Linked DNA regions of Homo sapiens: region 2 is linked to region 1. A link is a loop called in an ENCODE intact Hi-C map of the cell type or tissue named here. Cell type or tissue: IMR-90. All regions are shown on one strand. Each heading gives the region's core, and the rest is flanking DNA. Links, peaks and the distances in the headings are about the cores only.

Region 1 (4,411 bases), core at 336-4,335:
TTTTCTATGAAGATCATTTAGGTTTTTAGGAGTCTTGCCCAATTATTTGAGGAGGATTTATTGCAGTTTTGAGAGATACATAGAATGGCTTGCCTTCTTCTCTAAATTGTAAGCAAATTTCAGATCTAAAAACATGTTGAAGATTCTATTTTATGTATGAACCCGGCTATTACTTGAATGATTCAGAGACCTCAGTTTCTGCATGGCATCTGAAGGGACTTCAGGAATTCGAGGTTGGTGGATGATTGTACCATCATCACTGCGTATTTGGGATTTTTGTGCTATTATACCGAGGGTTGTATAGCATCTTCCTAGCAACTTCTTTCTAGTTTATTGCCACTATTGCAAATGTCAGATCTCAAGACTTTTGAGTGTTGGGCTTTTTATGAAGCCAGTAGCCAGTCTAAAATAAATTACTAGACATATGCTGATAGCAGAAAATGACCATAGAGTTATTTTCCCATTTACTCTTTATTGTTATATTTAAAAAGTGAACTTCTGTGAACACTGACATGGTTGCCATGTATTTTTTTTGGTTCTTGCTTGTGGCTTGCTCTGTGAATAGCCTAAAAACTATTTCACTAGTGGTCATCTACGTTAGCTAGAGGGTAAATTCCCTAAGGACATAGACTGATAGCAAATTTGCTCAGCGTGGGGAGAAGAGAAATCACTAAATACATTTTGTTGAATTAACCCAACTTAGTGAATTCATAATAAAACAAATGGCAACATTTTATAGCACCAGGAAATATTGTCAGATGAAGTTCTTTCTGACAAAATCTGGGGTGATATGAAAAGTAACTTATTCTCCCAAGACAACTGGCATCTTTTCTCTGAGACTCACTAGGCTTTGAGGATATGCTAAGATGGAGTTTGAGGTTTGGGAGAGGCTCCTCTTGGCACATAGAAACTGAAGTGCATGTGTGACTTTCTTCCTACTCAAGTGTATTGAGTAAAGAAAAATATTATCTAAAAATTGATGTTGGCTCACTCTGACTTAGCAAACACAATCTTGGATTTGTATGGACACGTAAAGCTTTGGTAGCCACATATAGTTGATGACTGACTTCCTTTGGCCTGCCACCTGACTTTCTTGACCCTGACGTAGACACAGAGGAAGGACTAGGCTGTCTTTATATTATTTAAAAGAAAACTGAAGAGTCAACCGAAACAAAGCAGCTGGAGCAGAAACTCATTACTGGGTAGAGAGGTTGAGGACACACTTAGCTGAGTTTGAAATCTACAACAAAGTTGAAGGCTCAGGGTGGGCTGCAAAAAGATAACTCTCTCCTCCAGGTTGTAGAGATTTTTATAGTAGGGAGAGAAAATTGATGAATATGAACCCTGTCAGCAGTAATTAACAGCTCCCAAATGTGGTAAACTGGGCTTCCAGTTGCCTTGGAGGTAATGTCTGACACAGAGATGACAAGAGATGCAAGTTTATAAATATCAAATCTAAATTAAGTAGACATACTGAGAAGATAATTTTCCCTCTGTTTTTGCTTTGTGTTTTTGGTTATGATCCATTTCATTAACCTGAACTTCAAGTTTACACCATGGTACCCAACCATGATAAAATCTAGGGATATAATTGTCAAGAAAGAATGACTCATCTGTTTTCATTACCCATTCATTATAGGGCCCTTCTTATTTTAGAATCCATTAAAAAATTACAGTAGCTAGTTTATAGAACGTATTTTATAATACTAACTATAATCATTGAATTTCTAGTGTTTTTAGAAGGAGTGATGGCTGTGTACTACTCTGGTTGAATTTGTTATAAAAACATTGACTTTACTTAGAGGTTATGGACTTTTCAAATATTTTAAAATAGTATTCAACAACAGACTCATTCAGTTCCAAACAATTACCTCAGGCTTCCATTCCCTGCATTCCAGGCAACCACTTTTGAGTAGCCCATTTGTCTCCCGGAGACTCTGGTATTTTCCTTCTTCTCTTTTCTTCCATTCTCTTTGTGTTCCCATCCACCCCCAGGAAATTGGGTAATTATTACACTTTATCCCTTTCCTTCATCCACTGATCCAGGGATTTGCGCTGCATTGCAGATTTTATAACAGGGAAAATAAAAAGTGTTGGTTCTAGAATAAGAATGAATGATTCTATAATGAGAAGAGATGGTTTAGGCTACACTTTGTCTTTCTCGCTGCGACAGCATGCTCACTATGCACAGGATCATGGAAAACAAAATGAAATATAACATGACACTTTGGCAATTTATTTAATTTTGTGTATTAGAACAAAACCGAGAACAATGTGAATTGAAAGCCAGTCTTCAAGAGTTTCTAAACATTTGGCATCTGCCTCCTTGTCAATAATATCCTAATGAGCACTTTTGTTCTGCTTTACAAACCTTGTCTAAGTCATTGTCTAAGTCTGTTTTGTGCTGCTATAAATTACTAAGATGGGGCAACTTATAATGAACAGAAATTTATTGGCTCACAGTTCTAGAGGCCATGAAGTCCAAGACTGAGGGGCTGGCATTTGTTAAGGTCTACTGTTATGTCATCTCATAGTGGAAAGGCAAAGAGAGGTTGAGAGAGTACAAGAAGAGGCTGAACCTGTCCTTTCATGAGGAACCAACTCCTGCAATAACGAGCCCACTCATATGATCAAAGCATTAGTCCATTCATGAGGACAGAGCCCTCATGGCCTAATGTCCTCTTAACAGTTCCACCTCTTAATAATGTTACAGTGGTAAGTTTTCAATACATGCTTTATGCGGGACACATTCAAACCATAACAGTCATACACAATACAAAGTATGGGATGGGAAAGTACAATTGTCCTCATTGCTTAGGACAGGAATAAAAAGTTTCAGGTCAGGTGGGCGAGGTGGCTCATGCCTGTAATCCCAGCACTTTGGGAGGCCAAGGCGGGTGGATCACAAGGTTAGGAGTTCAAGATCAGCCTGGTCAAGATGGTGAAACCCCGTCTCTACTAAAAATACAAAAAAAGTAGCTGGGTATGATGGCAGATGCCTGTAATCCCAGCTACTTGGGAGGCTAAGGCAGAGAATTGCTTGAACTCAGGAGGTGGAGGTTGCAGTGAGCCAAGATCTCCCCTGCACTCCAGCCTGGGTGACAGAGTGAGACTCCATCTCAAAAACAAAAACAAAACAAAACAAAAAAAGTTTCAGGTCATGCAGCAAATGGTAGAAAGAGGATTCCATTCATCCCCAAATCAAGTGACAGGCTGTTCAGCTTTCAAACCACTAGGGCATATGCTTATTTGACTGTTGCGTTTTTATCTTATCATGATCTCTTAATTCAGGACAAATTACTTTACCACCTGAGCCTACGGTGAAAAATCGAAAGTATAATTCCTGCTATGCTACTCTGCTGCTCTACAAGTAATTAAGTGAATTGTAAGTATTTTCTAAGATGTATTTTACAGATTTTGACTCATCATTGAATTAGACATTTTTAAAGCTTAAATCCAGTGCACCAAAAACACAGGATGAAGAATTTACAGAATGAAGGAAAAAATGCAGTAATAAGTTTAAGTTCAAAGAAGTTAATTCTATTTTTGACATTAGGAATGCTCACATTCAAGACCCTTTTTGGTTAGGTCAAAAGGTATGAAACATTGAGATCATATCTTTACATTAATAATGTGAACCTGCAAAGTTCAGCTATTAGAATCAAACACATTGAAGAGGTGATCTCTTCTCTGTGAAATCTGTCTAACCTATATCTTTGCAATCTCAATAAGGAACTGACTTTCAAACCTTGTAACATGATCTTATAAACACAGGCATTCAGAATGCTGCAATATGGTACTTCAAGGATTTGAGCTTTTTGTGGCCAATCTATCACTAATTATGTGTAATTAAGGAAAGAAAAATATAGTGCTACAAAATTGAATGCATATTTTAAAAAACAGATGCATATTTTGTCTGGGAATTTTGCTGGCATTAATATTTTTGGAAATGATATTATAATAGCAAGTAAATTATAGATCATTTTATTGAAAGACAGAGTGAGTGTCCTTAGATTCCAAAGACTCTTTCAAACTTCTATTTTCCTATCAAAATCAGTCATCAGAAAAATTTTTGGATAAATACTTTCAATGTAATGAGAGCATTAGAATCCAGGAAAAGAATGGTGTTTAAAAACATATGAGCCAGGCATGGTGGCTTTTGCCTGTAGTCCCAGATGCTTGGGAGGCTAAGATGGGAGGACTGTTTGAGGCCAGGAGTTTGAGGCAGCTTGGGCAGCACAGTGAGACACTGTGTCTAAAAAATTTTTCTTTAAAAAAGAAACACTTCTTTAAGAAAGAGTGAAGGGGCAGAGCTTTATTTTGCGTTGGGAATGGGAATTGTGGACAAACTGTTGTTTGGTTATCTTTGCAGCAGCTTAAGTGCTGTGGAAGAAAGATGAGAAATTTCCCA
Region 2 (4,411 bases), core at 1-4,000, 140 kb before region 1:
TCTAATATGAATACTTAGTTTCATTTTGACTCTGGAAGAAGTCTCCTTTCTGGGAGTCAATTCAGCACAAACTTAATGCAAACGTTTCAAAATGCTTTAAGGAGGCTTGAACTAAAGAGCTACCCTAAAGCCAATACCATGCATTCAGACTGCACTATTATTTCCTATGCTAACCTTCAAGGACATCAAAACTGCTAGGTAAATTAACCTTATTTAACAACCTTCATATTTCATTTATCTTAGGGCCAAATATCTTCCTCAAGAATAGTATTAATAACTGATAATCAGCCAAGATTTTAATGTCTTATTTCTCAGGTTTACTCCTTTCCCACAAGTAAGGAGGTCAACAGAAAATATCAAAGTAAAAATTAACTACCACTACATGTACTCAGCATAAAATGACAGGGGGCCTTTAAAGGCAATGTCCTGTAATCACAGCAAACTTTAGTGATTAATACTCAAATAGATTTGAAATTTTTTTTACAGTATAAGGTACTCATGCACTAAAAAAGGTGTTCTGTATTAGACTACCAAATTTTATTTTAGTATTTATAATTTTCCCTTATAGTTTTTCACTTCCTTTTGTAATTACCACATACTAGCAAAAAAATACTGCAAGAAAACTAGAACTTTCTGATGTTCCAGTTTCCTAATTCAGTGCTGTGCCCAAGCTGCCCTTTGATTCCAAAAGACAGCATTTAGATTAACTGCTTCAGTGCCCTGTGGACACAAAATTTATGCCCAAAGAAGAAGCTTCCATATGATTCTATAGACATGAGCTAATAAAATAATTTGGTTCACTGGTTTAAGATGGTTCCTCTAAAAGGGGTGCAATATCCCTGTCCCCAAAAGAGGAAAAAAATCACAAACATTCTATTCCCAGCACCCCTCAGTTCCTCTCACTATCTGTCCATTACAAACAGCATCTAAATACCACTGCCATCTTGCAATGGTGATGATGGAAAACCACCCCTCTCCATCACCAAGAAAAACATCACAGGGATTCTCAGAGAACACATAGGCTCATATATAACTGTATATTTTTAAAATGCATTTTACCATACAATGATTTGTTCATTCCATAAACATTTGCCTAGTACCTTGCATGTAGCAGGTATTACATATGATTTTCTACAGGCATGAACAGTGTCTTCGTGGATTTCACTCACTCAATATTAAGTATTATAAAGTCACATAACTTTAGCAAAATGAGACATGGGTGGCTGCAATCGTTTTGTTTATGTTAATCCAGTGACTTACAAAATTTGGTGTTGATGATACATCCAAAGAAGCATTGGAGTCCAGAATTATAATAACCAGGGACATTTTGGACATAGTCCAGAGACATGACCCTGAAATTAAGAGTTATCATGTCTCTCTGCTGTAGAGGCTAATAAACAAAGACACAATGGAGATTCTGAATGCTGAAAGGTCAATTATAAATGTCATTACAGACACAATAATTCACAGAGGAATGAAATAGGCTGAGTAGTTTGTGATGCTGACTGTACTAACCATCAAATTTTAGACCATAAAGGACCTTAGATCTAAAAATCTCACACTGTACTAATGATGTCTAGAAAGTCTGTGTGATTTGTACAAAGTCACAAAGTCACACAGGTACTAAGTTATCTCAGAATCAATGTTAGTTTTATTCATCCTGCATTCTTCCCATCATACTACTCTAAGTCTGATTCACACACACTCATGTATACGTTATTCTACTGTTTTTGACTCATACACAAATATACATGTACACACATACACATACTTGTCTGCCCAATTCAAACAAAAACACACACTTCAGTACTCTGCTTCTGATTCATATATACATAGACACAAACATTATACTCCCATATCCTGATTCATATACACATACATTCCACTATCCTCCATCTGCTTCATACACACATTTTACTGATTCATACATACAATCTGCATATATGTATATTACTCTGTATCTGATTCTTACACACACACACACACACACACATGTATATATATATATACACACTGTATACTACTCTGTATCTAATTCATATGCACATACATATTGGCATGTATATACACACTGAAATTTAAAACAGCAAATCATGGTCATATTCAAAACACATATATTTTAAAGTGAGAAATTCAGGTGTGAGCCAGACACTTGTGTAACTATGTCAAAGTTACTATAACTTATACAATGAAGTAATTTATCTGGATCTTCATTTACCTCTATAAGAGTCCCCCAAAGAATTGAAAGAAATAAGACCTATCATGATGCAGAAATTCAGTGAACCCATAGGCATCCATCTACATGAAAATTTTTGTCAGGTCAAGGATGAGAATATGAGTGTTTGTGTGTTGTACTGTTTTCTGTAATATGGGATAGAGAAGTGGATATACACAGAATCCAGGGACAGAGGATCATATTCTGTGTCCTTGTTCCAGGATAAATTCCCAGTTTCTGAGCCCATGAAGCAGTGTAGGAGTGACGTGAGGGAAGTGCATGAGCAACGTGGCTTGGGACCGCAACTACAAAGTGTGACCTGAGGAACATCCTCCCCTCTCCTCAAGGGCTGGCAACGTAGAGGGCTCTGAACGATCTCTCTAGACATGTGACATGAGGATTCTAACTGGAGTTAGAATCTCAATCATGAGCCCCTCACAGAGGTTTTATGAAGAAGGGGAGCAAGCAGTAGACAGAGATGGAGAAGACTCTTCAGGGTAACTAGCTGATACAGTAATTCACATGTACATAGAAGACATTCCTGGGGACGCGGACATAAAAAGATTAGGGAGACTTTATGGAGGCTAGAGGTCCTGCAGGAGCAGGGAGGTGCATAAACAGAAAATGTGGATTGTTGTGGATTATATGCTCCATCCACATCCACAGGTCAGTAAGGCCCGTGGACCTGCAGGCAACACTGAGAAGACAAGACTATGAAGAGGAAATATGGAACCCAACATCTGTGGGTTTCAGACTGTACGATGTTATTCTCAAAAAGTCGACTGAAGCAGATGGTGAATATTATGAACACTTGTTTTCTTAAGCTACTTGCTCTAAAAGTCCAGCACACTTTTCTTTATCCATAGTTTTTCTTCATTATTAAATATATCCATTACCAACTCGTAAATACATTATATTGAAAGAGCCTCTGTAGGCTGGGCCTGGTGACTCAGGCCTATAATCCCAACACTTTGGGAGGCTGAGGTGGGAGGATCGCTTGAGCTCAGGAGTTCAAGACTAGCCTGGGCAACATAGCGAGACCTTGTTTCTACCAGAAATCAAAAAAATTAGCCAACACGCACCTGTAGTCCCAGTTACTCAGGAGGCTAAGGTGGGAGAACGACTTGGGCCTGCCTAGAAGGTTGATGCTGCAGCAAGCCATGATCCAAACAATGAGGAACTGCTTTTATGAGCCCTTTAGATAAATTATAGTTTTAATTAAAATATAAAAATAAAACACCAAGAATAATCATGGTGATGTTATATGTGAATATATATCTCTTCCTGGATTTTGCTTAACATTTAAATATCAAAGATAGCTGTCTTTGATAGTCCTCCCAAACTGGGCAGCACCATCACTCTGGCCTTCGAAGGGAGCTATAAAGCTCACTAGTAGTCAACTCTTAAAAATGGGGCATTATTCCTAAAAAGGAAATATACAGCTTTAAGCAAATAAACAATAGGTACTTTGAAGACCATTTTAAAGAACTTACCCATAGCCCAAGATAAACATCTGCTAAGGATCAAAAAGATCAGGCCCTGGGCAGGGGCTTGGGGACAGTGTGGACAGGGACACACATAGCTAACTGCTTTTCAAAAATTGGAAAATTAAAGCCCTCCTACCAAGGATTACAAGAAAACCCTCAAAGTTTAGCAGGTCAAGTACAAACTAATAATCAGGCCTGCCAAGAAAGAATTTGAACAACCTTGCAAAGTATTCCAAAGAAAATAAAAAATGTTGCTTAACAAGATACAACCCTTGAAAATGAAGTGAGATTTTCTGCAAAGCATGTACATCAGATGAAAAAGAGTCTGTATATGAAATTGAATACCTTTGTCCTTGGTCTCTATGAAGTATTAAAAATATTGTAAATACTAAGTTATCTTTGGAAACAGATTGCAGGAACTAAATCAAACAATTACCAACTTAAGGAAGAGTCTAAACCTAATTATTACATTAGATATAACAAAAGCAAAGACCTGTTTGGCATTATCACAGTGTTAAAAACTCAAGAGGAAATGTGTAAATTGTTGGCACAGATGTAAAACCTGAATTACAACTAATCACTATATAGAAGGATGCAGTTGCTAATCAGGTACCTATCCACAAAATGTTCAAAATAAAGGCCTTTCAAGTATTGAAGAAACTACATATTGAAGAAAAAAACCACAGGAATTAATGATGTGATATGATTG

What was found. A loop is a pair of places that touch in the nucleus more often than their neighbours do. Peaks named below come from ENCODE experiments on the same cell type or tissue, not always from the same donor. Only the 100,000 strongest peaks of a DNase experiment are listed, where the experiment ranks them.
Region 2: it touches region 1 in a loop (2.2-fold over the local background); 2 of 110 quality-filtered maps call a loop at or near these places.

What each region holds. Positions count from the first base shown.
Region 1 is chr13:74,204,552-74,208,962 of GRCh38, forward strand. It overlaps a transcript of KLF12 not described here. Among named protein-coding and RNA genes, the nearest start is that of LINC00402, 25 kb to the right of the region's middle. In IMR-90, for the core only: no CTCF peak of the experiment used is centred there; a DNase peak (open chromatin) is centred at 1,900; H3K27ac peaks cover 2,248 bases.
Region 2 is chr13:74,063,232-74,067,642 of GRCh38, forward strand. All of the region lies in intron 1 of KLF12 (KLF transcription factor 12), which reads right to left. Among named protein-coding and RNA genes, the nearest start is that of KLF12, 69 kb to the right of the region's middle. In IMR-90, for the core only: no CTCF peak of the experiment used is centred there; a DNase peak (open chromatin) is centred at 1,800; H3K4me3 peaks cover 220 bases; H3K27ac peaks cover 14 bases.